Regions from separate parts of the Homo sapiens genome. Here region 1 is linked to region 2. A link is a loop called in an ENCODE intact Hi-C map of the cell type or tissue named here. Cell type or tissue: HepG2. All regions are shown on one strand. Each heading gives the region's core, and the rest is flanking DNA. Links, peaks and the distances in the headings are about the cores only.

The links. Hi-C counts contacts between places; a loop is a spot of excess contacts. Peaks named below come from ENCODE experiments on the same cell type or tissue, not always from the same donor. Only the 100,000 strongest peaks of a DNase experiment are listed, where the experiment ranks them.
Region 1: a loop joins it to region 2, with 6 times the contacts of the local background. A loop is called at or near these places in 5 of 110 quality-filtered maps.

The regions. Positions count from the first base shown.
Region 1 is chr21:41,472,870-41,481,191 of GRCh38, reverse strand. TMPRSS2 (transmembrane serine protease 2) reads left to right here. Exons shown (of 14, transcript NM_005656.4): 6 at 590-716; 7 at 1,910-2,020; 8 at 4,572-4,615; 9 at 7,696-7,867. Among named protein-coding and RNA genes, the nearest start is that of TMPRSS2, 31 kb to the left of the region's middle. RefSeq lists enhancers at 464-964, 965-1,465. In HepG2, for the core only: a CTCF peak has its summit at 4,992 (motif pointing left); a DNase peak (open chromatin) is centred at 4,991.
Region 2 is chr21:41,606,249-41,614,570 of GRCh38, reverse strand. No RefSeq gene overlaps it. Among named protein-coding and RNA genes, the nearest start is that of PCSEAT, 30 kb to the right of the region's middle. RefSeq lists enhancers at 1,303-1,966, 3,808-4,102. In HepG2, for the core only: CTCF peaks have their summits at 1,747 (motif pointing left), 2,205 (motif pointing left) and 4,014 (motif pointing left); DNase peaks (open chromatin) are centred at 2,210 and 3,990; H3K27me3 peaks cover 2,231 bases.

The DNA.
Region 1 (8,322 bases), core at 172-8,171, 130 kb after region 2:
TGGTGGGCGTTTGGAGTGTTTTCGCCTTTCAGCTGTTTTAAGAGGGTTGCAGTGAACATTTGTACAAGTTTTGGACCCAATGCCTGTTTTCAATTCTCTTGTGTAGAGAGCACTTTTTAGCAGAAAAAGAATAGATTTGTGGCCTCCCTTTGTGTGCGGTCAGTGCCTTGAGAAGAGTGAACTGTGCTGCCACCTCCGGAGCCGTGGAGAGCGCGGGGCTTGGGTAGCAGCTAGGACGATACAAGTTGGGACAAGGCCAGGTGCAATGGCTCACGCCTGTAATTCCAACACTTTGGGAGACCGAGGCAGGGGGATCACCTGAGGTCAGGAGTTCAAGACCAGCCTGGCCAACATGGTGAAACCCCATCTCTAATAAAACAGAAAAATTAACTGGACGGGGTGGTGGACGCCTGTAATCCCAGCTACTCGGGAGGCTGAGGCAGGAGAATCACTTGAACCTGGGAGGCGGAGGCTGCAGTGAGTGGAGATCAGACCACTGCACTTCAGCCTAGGTGACAGAGCGAGACTCCGTCTCAAAAAAAAGAAAAAAAAAGAAAGAAACTCATGGATAATCCTCCCTCTCGTGCAGTTCGCCTCTACGGACCAAACTTCATCCTTCAGGTGTACTCATCTCAGAGGAAGTCCTGGCACCCTGTGTGCCAAGACGACTGGAACGAGAACTACGGGCGGGCGGCCTGCAGGGACATGGGCTATAAGTGAGTATGGGGCAGCACCCGCCGAGTGACAGTAACAGACAGCAGAAACACGAGAAGACCCTCTCTCTGCCTCCCTGTGAAAGCACCGGCACATGAGTGCTGGGGACAATTGTCACCTTCCAAAAGCTGAGCCCTATAACCAGCAGGTGGAATTTGTCCTGCTAGGGCTGTGCCCAGCACACAGACCTTGGCTCACTGCCACCTTGCCCTGCCTCCTCCTTGGCCTCTATAGACTCCTGGTTGCTCGGGAGTGCCCAGTGCTGTGGTCATCTGGTCAGAGGGGTAGGCTGAGGGCGTTAGGTGCCTCTTTTTCCAAGGTGCCTCTCAGCCAGGGTCCATTCACCTCCCTGGGTAGAGGTTGGACCAGAACAGCTGGCGAGGAGGGTTGGGCTGGGGAGAGCAGCAGAGACAAATCCTGTGCCAGTTTCACTTCATTCGGGAGCCATGGAAGCCTTTTGAGCTGGGGAGAGAATCAATCAATCAGACTGATACTTAAAAAATGTCATTCCTGCTCGTAGCTCTGAGGGAAGGTGGGAAGGCTTAACAGGGTGTGTGTCGCCTGACAGTGATTCCTAACGGGGGTGGGGCGGTGGTTACCATTTACCAGCACTGCCTGGGGAGATGCGGCAGCCCTCAGGCATCGGGGGAGAGGGTGGTAGGATGCTACTGCCACTTTGTTTTCCATGGGAGGGTCCCCAGGTGATTTCTATGCAACTTTAGGGTATTCAATATGCCAGTTTTCAGAATGAATTACCACTCGGTGAGAAAGTTGGCATCTTAGCTAGTCACTGTGACATCCCTAAACAGCAGGGGTGAATTACACAGCAAAGCCCCCCCATCACAGTCCAGGAACCTGGTGGAATTGATAACTGGGGCCATGTTAACATCTGTACCTTTTATTAGATTAAATGTGTGTATGATTATACAATCCTATGTCCTTCTCATAGTTTCTTGATCCTAACCTGGATAAGAAACACGACCAATGAAGGAATTTTGTCTGACACTTTAGGGTTATTGAATCGAAAAATCGTTACAATATTCTAGCACTTGGTTAGAACGTGTGATTTTTTTTCCTAAATGCTAAGGTTTTTCCCTCTTATTCTGAATGTCGTATGAGCGGTATTATGACATAGTATAGGATTTGTGTTTGCTTATGCCTTAACCATTATCACAAATAAGGTTTTCTTTTTTAGGAATAATTTTTACTCTAGCCAAGGAATAGTGGATGACAGCGGATCCACCAGCTTTATGAAACTGAACACAAGTGCCGGCAATGTCGATATCTATAAAAAACTGTACCACAGGTATGCAGCAATTTCTTCTTGAAAAATTTTGGAATGAAATCAACTAGGAGACACCATGGGGAATCGTTGTCCTGAGTCTGATTTCTCTGAGCTGCAATACTCGGTCTGGATGGGTTTTGCATTGGGAGGAGATTAGAGTCTGACCAGGCCTGGTTACTCTAAGCAGCCCTTGGTTTATTCATAGGAAGTGGCTGAGGTTTCTCTGCTATTTCATTTTCAGCCTCTACCGTCTGCCCTTGTTGGTAGCGGCTCACACTTGCAACATCGACATTCAACTCTATTTAGTTTTCTTTCCTCTTCAGACATTTAGAGGTGTACCTATTTTGTCAGGGCGTGGTTCTAGGAATCCAAGATAATGTCTCAGTGTCCCAGCCAGGGTGACCGGCTCATTCCAGTTTGCCAGGGACTTCACTGGCTTGAGCAAGGGAAGTCCTGCTCCATTCCAGGCAGCTGGGCTGGCTGGTCCCGTTAGCCCCAACCCCGGGACAGCAGTGCCAGAGGGTGCTCTGTGAGGGATGGGCAGCATTCTGGCGGCCTGGGAATGAGTTGTGGTGTTTCCAGGGGGTAGAAGTGGGTACAAGCCACAGGTCACATGATGAGTGGCTGACCTGGCTGGGAGGGCAGAAGAGGGGATGGACTTAGGCTCTTCCTTTTGCTTTGCACATATTTAGGATGTTTGCAGACTTGCTATGATTGTTGCTGTTATGTGTTTTCTGATGTGAAAGATACACAGTGTCCTTTGCCCATGAGCTCTCCTTGCCTCCCAGGTCCCCAGGGCTTATGCCTGGTGTCTAGGCATCACCTCCCTGCCTGCCAGGTGCCAGGTGCTGCATTTCGGGGGAGGATGAACTAATCACCCCGCGCCACCTTTCCTCTGAGTGGGAGCCTGGGGCAGGTTTGCATTCCTGGAGGCCGCTGGTGGAGGGGTCTGGGGGCCTGACTTCCACTGCAGCCTGCTGTCCTGGGGAATGTGGCAGGGCAAGCCCAGTGGGGAGGGCTGTGCACGGCCAGGTGCACCCATCAAAACAGCAGGGCTGCGGTTTGTCCCTGTGGAGAAGCTAAACACAGCTGCCTGGGCACTTTGTAAATGCTGAGTGGTTCTTTGTCTTTCTGGGTTACACACGGAATCAGGGAGCCAAGTCCAGCCGGGCAGGGACGGGGGGAGGGGAGGAGGTGCTGCCGTCCCTTGGCAAGAGCCTTGGGAACTCACAAGGAGGCTGGAGGGCTTGGAAGAAAGAAGAGAAGGCCATTGTCTGGTAGGCTCTATTCTATCTCGGTGGTGGTGGTGGGGGGAGGCGCACTTCTTTTCCTCTTTCTGTGCAGCAGTTGCCCTTTGATGCCTGAGTTCTTGGCTTGTTTTCTGTCGGGCTTCTGTGAATAACCACATGTGCCCTGGCGCTGTGACCACACAGGGCTATCCCTACCGACCTTAGGATTCTTAGGAAATGTCTTCTCTTAAAGGGGACATGTCTTCACTTGGCCGTGTCAGTGCCCCAGAGCCAGAGTCCACCTGGAATGCACCTGTAGTCACTGAGAACCCGGGGGGTGTGCCTTAGTAAGAAGGTGTCAGGAAGGACCTATTATTGTAGGGCCTGGGCTCCTGCAAGGTGGTTTGGGGGTGGTTGGAGGAAGCAGAGATTTGCTCTGGATTGGATGCTGTCAGGAAGCAGGGGTAATTCTGTGAGGCTGCTTTATTATTTTTTTTCTAGGAGGAGGTTGGAATGAGGCTAGGCTAAAGCTGTGATTGGTAAAGAAACGTCCGTCGCTCAAGTTAGCCAGGACAGGAGGAGACATCAGATCGTGATTTTGTGGTTGTGAGCACAAGGTTCCTGTTCTGTCTGTTCAGACATCATTTCGGAGGAGGCTCCTTGTGTCTTGCCCCATCTCAGGCATGGAGGGGCCTAGTCCGATATTGACGCTCAGTGAAATAATTCAGGTTCCGCAGAGCACACGGCCCAGCTATCAGGGCGGGCCAGCTCTGCATGCCAGGGGCCGCGTCTTCCCTTCTCAGCATAGCCTGGGAAATTCACTGCAGGACAAAATGCATCAGTTACTTCCTCTTCATCCATAACCTGGGATGTTTGACTCCCAAATGAGTAACTCTTACGTTTCTTCTAATCCTAGGGAAACTATTGGTTATATTGCTTTCAACACTACAAATTTAAAGCAGTTATAGGAGCCCAGAGGTTTCCAAATGGCTTCCTTAAAAATTAGAAGATGATTTTAAATTCCAAGAGGAAAAACAAAACTAGCATTATTGTATACTTACCCTCACAACCGTCCTAGGAGCTGGTACAATTTTAAGAGAGGTTAAGTAACTTGCCCAAGGTCACACTGTGGGGATGTGAGCCGCGTACCTTGGCTCAGTGTCTGGTCTTTGCCACTGTCCCTATATGGATTTACTTACCTTATTGGAGTTGTAACTAGCAGACCCTTCTATGTCTCAGAAGACAGGAGAGGGAACATCGGAAGAAATGACTGATTTCTAAGCATGTGAGAGGCAGGTGACTCCGCACTATCGTGACCAGAATTTCCCCTGTTCTTTTTGCAGTGATGCCTGTTCTTCAAAAGCAGTGGTTTCTTTACGCTGTATAGGTAAGTTCATCTGGAGTCCCCCTTTTGATACTTCTAACTAGGAAAAGCTCTCTACTTTCAGAACAGTACTCCCTGTGTCTCTGGGGGCGTGGGAGGGAAGAAGGTGGGGTCACGGGTTGGAATGTGCCCAGCGGCGTCTCGCTCTTTCCAAGGAGCTCCTGGTTTAGATTTCCATGGCCTGTAGACACCTTCAGCCTTGGGTCCAAGGGACACCCCCTGAGATCAGGCACGCTCAAGAAGCTGACAAAGCCCTACACTTTATGCCACCCATGAGCTGGAGGCCCGGCAGGTCTCTTTCTCCAGAAAGCAAAGGGGGGTGGCGTTAGTGAGCCCTGGCAGCCACCTAACGTGGACTTGGAGCATCTGCGGGGCTGTGGTCCAGCACCACCGTGTGGCCACCAGGTGCTCATCAGCCAGTGGGACCCGGGAGGAGGGACAAGACCAGAGAACAACAGTGCTCTTGCCTCTTCTCTCCTGAATTTTGGACGGTGGCTTAGACTTGGGTGTCCCCATCTCTGTGTTTAGAGTGCTTACAGTTTCCAAACTGTTTGCAAATGTGGAAGCCACCGTCCCTCTCCTCTGGGATGGCCCAGTGCTGTCGTGGGGCCGTGGTCCTGAGCTCAGCTTTTCATTTGAAGAGGTGGAAGGAGCTGACACCGTCCCATCCCGGCAGGGCTGGCTCAGGTCTTCTTTAGGTCCTGAGTGGGGGTCCAGCACAGCCCCAAGGGTGCGTGGCACCCGCCCTGCCCTCTGCCCATGCACTCATCTCCTGGTGGAGAAGACACTCACACACAGGAAGCAGGGAAGGCAGCAGACCTCACTCACCCCTCACCCCCTCACTCACCCCCTACTCACCCCCTCAACCTCTCATTCACCACCCACCCCCTCGCCCCCTCACTCACCCCCTCACTCCCTCAACCCTCACTCACCTCCTCACTCCCTCAACCCTCACTCACCTCCTCACCTCCTCACTCTCCCCCTCATCCCTCCCTCACCCCACCCCGTCACCTCCTCACTCACCTCCTCACCCCCTCACTCACCCTTCACCCCCTCACTCACCACCTCACCTCCTCACTCACCCCCTACTCAACCCCTCATTCACCCCTCACCCCCTCACTCACCCCTGCACCCCCTCACTCACCCCTTCATCCACTCACCCACCTGCTCACCTCCTCACTCAACCCCTCACCCCCTCACTAATCCCTCACTCCCTCACCCCCTCACGCCCTCACTCACACCTTCACCTCCTCACTCACCCCCTCACCCCCTCAACCCCTTACTTACCCCCTCACTCATCCCTTCACCCCTCACTCACCCCCTCTCTCACCCATTCACCCCCTCACTCATGCCTTCACCCCCTCACTCACCTCCTCACTCACACCTTCACCCCTCAGTCACCCCCTCACTCACCCCTTCACCCCCTCAATCATGCCTTCACTCCCTCACTCACCCCTTCACCCTCTGAATTACTCCCTCATCCCCTCACTCACCCCCTCACTCACCCCTTCACCCCCTCACCCACCACCTCACCCACCCCTCACCCACCCCCTCACCTCCTTACCCCTCACCCCCCTCACTCACCCCTCACCCCCTCACTCACCACCTCACCCACCCCTCACCCACCCCCTCACTCACTCCCTCATCCCCTCACTCACCCCCTCACCCCCTCACTCACCCCCTCACCCACCCCTCACCCACCCCCTCACCCCCTCACTCACCCCTTCACCCCCTCACTCACCCCCTCACTCACCCCTTCACCCCCTCACTCACCACCTCACCCACCCCTCACCCACCCCCTCACTCACTCCCTCACCCCCTCACTCACCCCCTCACCCCCTCACTCACCCCCTCATCTCCTCACTCACCCCCTCACCTCCTCACTCACCCGCTCACCTCCTCACTCACCCCCTCGCCCCCTCACTCACCCCTCACCCCCTCACCCCCTCACTCACCCCTCACCCCCTCGCCCCCTCACTCACCCCCTCGCCCCCTCACTCACCCCTCACCCCCTCACCCCCTCACTCATCCCCTCACCTCCTCACTCACCCCCTCACCTCCTCACTCACCCCCTCACCTCCTCACTCACCCCCTCACCTCCTCACCCACCCCCTCACTCACTCCCTCACCCCCTCACCCCCTCACTCACCCCCTCACCTCCTCACTCACCCCCTCACCTCCTCACCCACCCCCTCACTCACTCCCTCACCCCCTCACCCCCTCACTCACCCCCTCACCTCCTCACTCACCCCCTCACCTCCTCACTCACCCCCTCACCTCCTCACTCATGCCCTCACCCCCTCACTCACCCTTTCACCTCCTTGCTCATCCCCTCACTTACCCCCTCACTTCGTCAATCACCCCCCCACCTCGTCAATCACCCCCTCACCTTTTCACTCACCCCCTCACTCACCCCCTTACTTCCTCACTTACCTCCTCACCCCCCACTCACCCCCTCACCCCCCACTCACCCCCTCACCCCACACTCACCCCCTCACCCCCCACTCACCCCCTCACCCCTCTCACCTCCTCACTCACCCCCTCACCTCCTCACTTATCCCCTCACCCCCTCAATTACCCCCTCACCCCCTCAATTACTCCCTCATCCTTTCAATTACCCACTCACCCCCTCACCTCCTCACTCCTCACTCACTCCCTCACTCACCCCTTCACCTTCTCACTCACCTCCTCGTCTCCTCACCCCCTCACTCACTTCCAGCCCTGCCCCTCCCATCTTCCTTTTCTTTGTGTGAGAATCTGGGGTCCCTGAGTGGTGTCAGTCCCTCCAAGACTCAAGGAGTCCCCAGGGCCTTGTTATCCAGAACACCCCCACCTGGGTCCCGGGAGACCCCATGGGATCACAGGAGTGTTCAGGGAAGTGGTGCTTCCTGGGTCTGGGTGGGCTGGAGGGGCATCCTCCCTTCCCCAAGAGGAGACCCCCAGGAGCCCCCTAAGTCCATCCCCAGCAGTGGTGCCCCTGCCCTGTCCTTGCAGCCTGGGAGACCCTTGGGAGGGGCGGGCGCTGGGTGGCTGGGCGGCTTCTGCTGGTCTCACCCCACTGGCCTCCTGTTTGTCATCCTCAGCCTGCGGGGTCAACTTGAACTCAAGCCGCCAGAGCAGGATTGTGGGCGGCGAGAGCGCGCTCCCGGGGGCCTGGCCCTGGCAGGTCAGCCTGCACGTCCAGAACGTCCACGTGTGCGGAGGCTCCATCATCACCCCCGAGTGGATCGTGACAGCCGCCCACTGCGTGGAAAAGTATGCCAGGGGCGGCGCGGGCCGGGTGGGGGCTCAGGGCTGGCCTACAGCCACCCTGTGACCTTGAGCAGGTCTCAACCCTTGCAGCCCCGGCATCCTTGTGTTTAAATGGGGAGAGTATTGCACCTGCTTCCTAGGGCTGTGAGACATCAAGTGCGCTCATGCCAGGCAGTGCATGGCTGTATGCACTGAGTGTCCCCTGCACGCAGGGCACAGGGTGCAGGTGGAACATTCTCCACGATGTCGCCGTGACCAGCGTTCCTTCCAGCCACTGTCCTCTGAGCTCTGTCCTGCCCTTGAGCAAAGCCCCTGCCCCCTGAGGTATCCTGTCTCCGGGACGCTAGTCCCAGGAGAGGGCACACTCAGACAGGCTTCAGGCTGCCCTGCTGGAAGGTCCCTGGGGTTAAGCGTTCTTGGCCACAGCATTGCTCATGCAGAGGGTTAGGTAGGGGTGA
Region 2 (8,322 bases), core at 168-8,167:
GAGTCTGTGACGGGTCTCACTGGGCTAAGACCTAGGGCCGGCTCCTCCTGGAGGATCCAGGGCAGAATCTGTTCCTCGCCTTTCTCAGCTTCCAGGGGCTGTCCTCATTTCTAGGCCCATGGGCCCTTCCTCCCTCTTCAAAGCCAATGACGTTGGATCAGGTCCTCACTGCCACACTTCTGGCTGCTAGTTCCCTTTTAAGAACACTGTGAGGACTCTGGGCCTGCGGGATCCCCCAGGATCTCCTCCTTAGGTTAAGGGTGGTGTTCACCAATCCAGTTCCACCTGCAACCCCAACTCCCCTCTGCATGTGATATGATGCACTCACGGCGAATAGGGCTAGGGTGGAGGCATCTTGGTGGAATGGTGGGGTCTTCACTCTGCCTGCCACACAGGAAACAGGTGGCATCCAGGACATTCCAAGCCCCCACGCTTCCTAGAATAAGACCCAAACTCTACCCAGGGCCATGATGGCACTGCAAGGTTACAGGCCCGATGGCCCCTCTGCCCCAACCTGGGTCCCTGGGGGACTGGAAGGAGCCGAGCTCTTCCCCACTCAGGTCTCCTTTCCGCTGTCCTCTGTGGGGGCTCTGCTGCTCCTCCTCCGGTTTCAGGCCTCGCTCCTCCCACTGTCCCTCTCAGGTGTGCTCCCCGCTGGGGCTTCTCCCGTGGCCTCTGCTCCGTTGCAGTTCCCATCGCCTGGTTTACTGCCCCCTTTCCTGGATTATGTGCTCCCTCCCAGAGGCATCAACCACACCTGCCTGTCTCTCACCATGCTGTGCCAAGCACAGACGTCAGCCTGACCAGCACGGAACAGGCCACCAGACCGTAAAATCCATGGCAACAATCACACCACGCATTTCAATGGCCCATTCGAAATTTCCCCAGTGTAATCAGGCCATCTTGGCATGCGTCTGGCGGCAGAGACCAGGGAGGTTTGCAGCCGACACTCTCCACATATCAAGCTGAAGTGCCCGTGTCTCGGCGCAGGCTCTGTCGTCCGCCCGTCACACCGTGGCTTATCTTTTCGTGTGTCTTCTGGGTTGAGTTCATCAGTGCAGAGGCTAAGACTGGTCTGGTCTCCATGGAGTATCTAACCCTGTGCCTGGTCATAGCAGGGATTCAATAAGGCACGTGTGCGGAATGGATGAATGAGCGGATGAATGAACAGAAGGAGCGAGCTGATTTACAAAGAGTGGTAGGGAGGGGCCAGGGGAGCTTCCATTCTCTGAACTCATGGAAATGCATGAAATTGCCCGGAGCATCCACAGCCAGAAGCTGAAACTGCAACCTCTTCCCATGAGATCTGCGTTTCCTGGGGCCTGTGGCCATCCTGGCCTCCCGTTCACGCACGCTGTAGGAGAGGCAGCCAGGCAGAGCGAGTCCCAGCCCGGTTGCCTGGGCTTGTTCCCAGGCCTAAGGAGCCAGCTTCCCACACTGTGCTCCAGGATCCCATCAGCTGCCGCAGCATCAAAGCCAGGTCCAGCCCCTGCAGCTAAAGTTGCTGGAGGCAGACACACATTCCTGGGTGTTTTGGCAGTAAGACTTCCCGGCAGAGGGCAGGGAAGGAATCTGGGAGGTGCCGCCTTTCTTATGAGGACACATTCTGAACCAAACTACACAGAAGCTGTCCCCCAGGCTGAGGCCCAGCCCTGGTTGGATGGCAGGGGCTGTGGGCACTGTCGGGGTCGGTGGGGCGGGGGGGTGCCCTGTGATGGACTGTGGAGCCACACTGCCCCCTGCCGTTAGTTCTGAGTGACGCTGTTCATTCTTCCCACCCAAATATTCTCCCAAATGTCCGCAGCCCTAGAGAGCTCGACCTCCAATCCTTGCTTTGCTCACACTCAGCCCCTTCAGCACTTCAGGAAGGCAGGGATTTGAACAACTGAACTCAAGGCATTTGGCAGGGGCCAGTTTTGCTAAGAAAAGAAAAGAAAATGCCTCTTTTATTGTTGCAATGCCCCAGACAAAGGCAGAGAACAGTTCATGTCACCCTCAGGAATACCTAAGGATACTGAGCACATGTCTAAATGGGATGAGAGGTGGGCGTCGGGAGTTCTACCGCCTGCCCCCTTTATTCCCTGAGAAGGGGCGTTGCCTTGTCTTCAGGATCTGTGTTTCTGGATGTCCACAGCAGACTGCATGACCTCCTTCTTAGGCAGATGTGGCAGGTGTGGCTACACCAGTCAAGACGGGGGAGAGAGCTCCCTCCTCTGGAAGCTTCAGTTCTGAGCCCAGGTGTTTGTCCTGCACTCAGGATATGCTGGTTTCTAGCAAACAGGAATCACAGAGAGACACTTACCTTCCGGTTGATGTGAGCGGTCATGAGTGCATGTCGGTGCATCTTCACAATGCAGAGAACCAGACCAGTCCACGCATAATATGTGGTGGCAGAGCCCCCACTGCCATGCATAACATGTATGTGGTGGAGCCCCAGCTGCCATGTGTAACTGATGTGATGGAGCCCCAGCTGCTGGGCTGCACCTCACAGTCTTGAGGAACTGGCACTTGTTGCCAAAGCTGGAGAGAAGGTGCCATGCCCAGGGCCTCCATCTTGCCTGTGGCCATTGCACCTTCCGCCTTACACTGAGACTCCCAACCCCCTTTGCACAGGACGCAGAGTGCCTCCAGATGTGATTGAAAAATTAAGGTGATATAAAACACAGTGCAATAAAACACACCGTCGTATACACTTAAGGCACAAGTGGAATCCTGAGGCAGAAGGACACCCATTGAGCACCCTCGAGAGGTCGCTCCTTGGGCTTCAACACCAGCACAGGAGGCTGTTCAGAAGGGGAAGCCCAGAAGGAAAGAAAGGGATGAAGCTGCTGTATCTGAGAGAATGGCATCTAAAAGGTGAGTGAGAATTCTGAGTCTTCTCTTTTTAAACAACTCTCTGGATGTGGTGTGGGCTTCAGTGGTTGCACCTGTTTGCTCAGGAGTATGTTCTGTATGGGAGGTGGAGGCTGTCTGCAGTGGTCAGCTGAGCCTTGGCTACCCACAAACGCTGCAAGGGCGGATTCCCTGGGAGAGGAGGGAAGACATTGTCTTGTAAGTCATGCTTTTGTAATACTCACTAAACAAAGATAATTAGACAAATATAAACAAAAGTAAACAGACAGGCCTCGGAGAAGTTTCTGAGATGTCCCAGCAGACATCCATCCTGGCAAAGCTAACAGGGACTGTCCAGCTCTCACGACCTGGAATTACACTTAAGACCTTTCTTCTTGAGGTGGCTCACCTACAACAACTTACTTTTGTATAATTTATAATTTATTGCATGCACCTTAATTCCCTCCTTAACTCATGAACCCCATTCTCATTTTTTCTCTTTGCTCCTGGCTTACTGCCCCCATCCTGTTATCTCTCCTTTTTTACTTTCTTTTCTTTTTCTTTCTTTTTTTCTTTTTGAGACGGAGTTTCGCTCTTGTTGCCCAGGCTGCAGTGCAATGGCGCGATCTCGGCTCACCGCAACCTCCCCCTCCCGGGTTCAAGTGATTCTTCAGCCTCAGCCTCCCAAGTAGCTGGGATTACAGGCGCACACCAGCACACTCAGCCAATTTTTTTGTATGTTTAATAGAGACCAGGTTTACTTTGTTGGCCAGACTGGTCTCGAACTCCTGACCTCCTGATCCAGCCGCCTCGGCCTCCCAAAGTGCTGGGATTAAAGGCGTGAGCCACCGCGCCCGGCCTCCTTTTTTACTTTCTAATGACCCTTTATATTGCACAAGACTGTTAACATCCTCCCATGAGGAGTTCTCAGCGCATTCCTGTAATTTGGACCATGAAACAGGGAATCAATCCTTTTTAGAAAGCAGAGGATTTAAATCACCTGAAGTCCTTGTGTTCCTTCTACCATTGACAATCGCCTCTAAGAAAGTAACAATCAAACTCCCCAAGCACCCCCCAGACTTTCTCAATACACAACTGTGGCGGTTGGTCTGGACCTTCTATCTGCTAGGGGACCGAGGACCTAGGGGACTGGACACGTAGACGTGTACCACACTGTCCCCTGCTGGCTGAAAGTGCTATGTCTCCCCTTTCTGCTCTCACTGCCCTGCTTCCTAGCAGCCGGCGTTGGCTGGACAGGGCTGTACACCTAAATCTTTAACAGCTCAAGAAAATGTCTTACTCCATAAAAGAAGGTTAGATTGCAATCGCAAGAGGCTCTTCAACTTATTCCCAGGTCTTTAGGGCAGTAAGTGCGATTGCACAGGCAATAAGCAGAGCTTGTTCTAGCATATGAAACACCTGACAAACTGCCTCCTATCGGCAGGCATTTGGGGACCCGTTACTACACCCTCCATGCTGCACGAGGCCAGACAGGGGCCTCAACAGCCTGAAGACAGTCCTTCTCCTTCAATGGCTCGACAGCCTTCCGCCCACCAAGTGCAGCACACAGATCTGCTTCTACCAGTTGCAGGAGACTGGAAGATTAACGAGATTTGTTCCCCAACGGTCGTCAACCCAAAGCTTTTGTGGGCCATGAATGCTGTCGTGTCCTGCGTGAAACTCTTATCCTGTTAGACCCTGCCCAGTGTACTGCATCTGATATGGACCACACCTGTTTCACATGCTGTATCTGAGTGGAGAGAGAAGAGGAATGGGAATTTTGTTTCTTGCCTGCCCCCTCCCTTCCAGGCCATCTTAACTGGAGACACATTAATTAACTGCCTCTCTTAGAGTGGCCCCATTCTAGGCCTGGTACCCAAATGTGAACACCATGAAGAAGCCTCTTTGGGAACGTGCACCTTAAGTCTTCCAGGCCGGGCAAGGTGAAATCTTTCTTCTGTGTGGGGTCCTTGAAGGGTGCCAAGGTGAGTCCCCTCCTTCCTACCTTGTCAAGCCTGTTAGGAAACCTGAACCCAGGCAACAGCACTGCCTGACAAAAACATGTTGGGGCCACAGACAGCAGCTACGGCGGCAGTGCTGCACTTCCTAGGAGCCACCTTTAAAAAAAGTAAAAAGAGGCCAGGTGCGGTGTCTCACACCTATAATCCCAGCACTTTGGGAGGCCGAGGCCGGTGGATCATTTGAGGTCAGGAGTTCGAGATCAGCCTGGCCAACATGGTGAAATCCAGTCTTGCCTAAAAATACAAAAATTAGCTGGGCGTGGTGGTGCGCGCCTGTAATACCAGCTACTTGGGAGGCAGAGGTGGGAAAATCATTTGAACCTGGGAGGTAGAGGTTGTTGCAGTGAGCTGAGATTGCACCACTGCACTCCAGCCTGAGAGACAGAGTGAGACTCCATCTAAAAAAAAAAGTAAAAAGAAACGAGTAAAATTAACTTGAATGATGTATTTTATTTAACCGTATATATCCAAAATATCATGATCTCAACATGTAACAATATAGAAACTATTAATGAGACATTTGACGGCCTTTGTTCTGCACTAAGCCTTTAGAAGCCAGTGTGCACCTCACACCGAAGGCACATTTCCATCAGACCAGCCACGTCTCACATACAAGGTGCCACAAGAGGCTCGTGGCCCAGGATCTGGCAGCACAGCCATGCTCTGGGCCTGGCTGGGCCACGTTCTCTCTTCCTGACCTAGAAAGACAACCACTCCACCAAGGAATAACAGGTGCCCAGAAAAATAGTTCTGGATAGAAACGGCCATGAAATTTACCATCATATCCTTCTCCCCATATTTAAATCCTATACCATTGCATGAAGCTCACCTTTGTGCTGAAAAAAGGAATAAATGACTTTAACTCAGATCTTCCAGATATTCATCCCAGTGTTCCTTTTTTTCCCAGTATATTACAGTGTGGACCAGCATCGAGAGACCAGAGTTCTAGAACCCACGGTGGGACTTAGAGTGAGTTGCTTCTGCCTGGCTGGTTTCAACATCAGTCATTGAGCATGTTGGACTAGCTCAGTGATATGGTTTGGATCTGTGTCCTGCCCAAATCTCATGTTGAATTGTAATCCCAGTGTTGGAGGTGGGGCCTGGTGGGAGGTGATTGGATCGAGAGGGTGGTTTCCCATGAAAGGGTTAGCAACATCCCCAAGTGCTGCTCTCGTGACAGAGTTCTCCTGAGATCTGGTTGTTTAAAAGGGTGTGGCACCTGCCCCTGCTCTCTCTTTCTCCTTCCCTGTCATGTGACGTACAGGGTCCCCTTTGCCTTCTGCCATGATTGTCAGTTTCCTGAGGCCTCCGCAGAAGCTGAGCAGAGGCTGCCATGCTTCCCGTACAGCCTGTGGAACCGTGAGCCCATGAAACCTCTTTTCTTTATAAACTATCCAGTCTCAGGTATTTCTTTATAGCAGTGCGAGCACGGACGGACACGCTCGGTTCTCCCTAGATACGCTCATGGCTCTTTGTCTTTGGTACATTAGTGGGCGTTAAAGAAAAGATCCTATGTTGGAACTCTGTCCTGAAAACCTCTGGCTTTGGTGTTTTCACTTCCTCAAGGACGTCTCAGACCCTGTGATGTGCTGGTATAAATTTCCCTACAGCAGAGAGCTGATACGAGGTGGTCCCCACCTTACTGAACCTGGAATGTTTTCTCACGGGGCACCTCTTCCCATTTTTTTTTTTTTTTTTGAGACGGAGTCTCGCTCTGTCACCAGGCTGGAGTGCAGTGACATGATCTCGGCTCACTGCAAGCTCCACCTCCTGGGTTCACGCCATTCTCCTGACTCAGCCTCCCAAGTAGCTGGGACTACAGGCGCCTGCCACCATGCTCAGCTATTTTTTTTTTTTTTTTTGTATTTTTAGTACAGATGGGATTTCACCATGTTAGCCGGGATAGTCTCGGTCTCCTGACCTTGTGATCTGCTTGTCTTGGCCTCCCAAAGTGCTGGGATTACAGGCATGAGCCAACCTCTTTCCCTCTTAAGGGACATTGGGTGTCATGGAACACAGGACAGGGACTCTGGACTAGCAGTTCTCCAAGACACGCTGCTCCTCTGACACCCTATGATCACAGGGCTTTAAAAGTAGGGGGTGACTGGGATCTCCTGCCAGACAGAATGCCAAAGTGTGTTAGGCCCCTAGGACTGCCATGGCAGAATATCAAACACGTTATAGCTTCAAACAACAATTAACAACTAGTATCTCATCATTCTAGAGGCCAAAATCCTAAAATCAGGGTGTTGGCAGGGTTGGTGCCTTCTCAGAGCTCCGAGGGAGAGACCACCCCTAGCCTCTCTCCCCGCTGGTGGTGGTAGCTGGCAGTCCCCAGCATTCTTGGTGTGTGGTTGCAGCCTTCCCGTCTCTGCCTGCCTCCTCACATGGCTGTCTGTCTCGCTGTGTCCTCTCTTCTTATGAGAACACCAGTCTTTGGATTCAAGGCCCATGTGGGTATTCCAGGATGATCTCCTCTCCAGGACTTTAAACAACTGCATCTGCGTAGACCCCATTTCCAAAACGGTCACATTATGAGGTTCTGGGTGGACACGAAATTTAGGGGAACACTATTTGATCCATGACAACAGGGAATCCTTATGTTTGAGAAAAGGCAAAATAGGACAGGCAGGACTGCCCTACCTTTGTCAATGTTGCTGTTTGCAAAAAGGGTCTCTTACACAGTCCTATTCTAGCCTGTTTTCCTGTGTCCTGGAAGAACAAAGGTACTTGCCAAGGCCGCTCTTCAGCCTTGCTGGACCCATGGTCCCTCCACAACCCATCTCGGTGTGTTGGGAGGAACTACAGGGGTGCAGATGAGGAAGGACCTGGGTCTCCTGCAGGCCTGGTGAGCCGACTAGTGCAGGGTGTGCCCCATCTCTCTTCTTTTGCTAATGTCACCACGTTCCACAGGATGTTGGCAGCAAGTACAGTACTGGCAGGGTAAAAGGGAAGGACTCCTGGGAACAGAAAGGGCCAGTAGGCTTTTTAATTTTACTTTATCTTTATTTATTTATTTTTTGAGACTGAGTCTTGCTTTGTCACCTAGGCTGGAGTGCAACGGCACAGTCTCAGCTGGCTGCAACAACCGCCTCTGGGGTTCAAGCGATTCTCCTGCCTCAGCCTCCCTAGCAGCTGGGATTACAGGTGCCCACCACCACGCCTGGCTAATTTTTGTATTTTTAGTAGAGACGGGGTTTCACCATCTTGGCCAGGCTGGTCTCAAACTCCTGACCTTAGGTGATCTGCCGGTCTTGGCCTCCCAAAGTGCTGGGATTACAGGCATGATCCACCACGTCTGGCCCCAGTTGGCTGTTTAAAAAGCAGTTCTCAGCGGGGCGCGGTGGCTCACGCCTGTAATCCCTGGCTCGTGGGCTGCCTCACTGCAGTCTCTGCCTCCACCTTCACGTGCCTTTCTCCTGTCTCTGTGTCTGTCGCTTCTCCGGAGTCTTTGGACTTAGCGCCCACC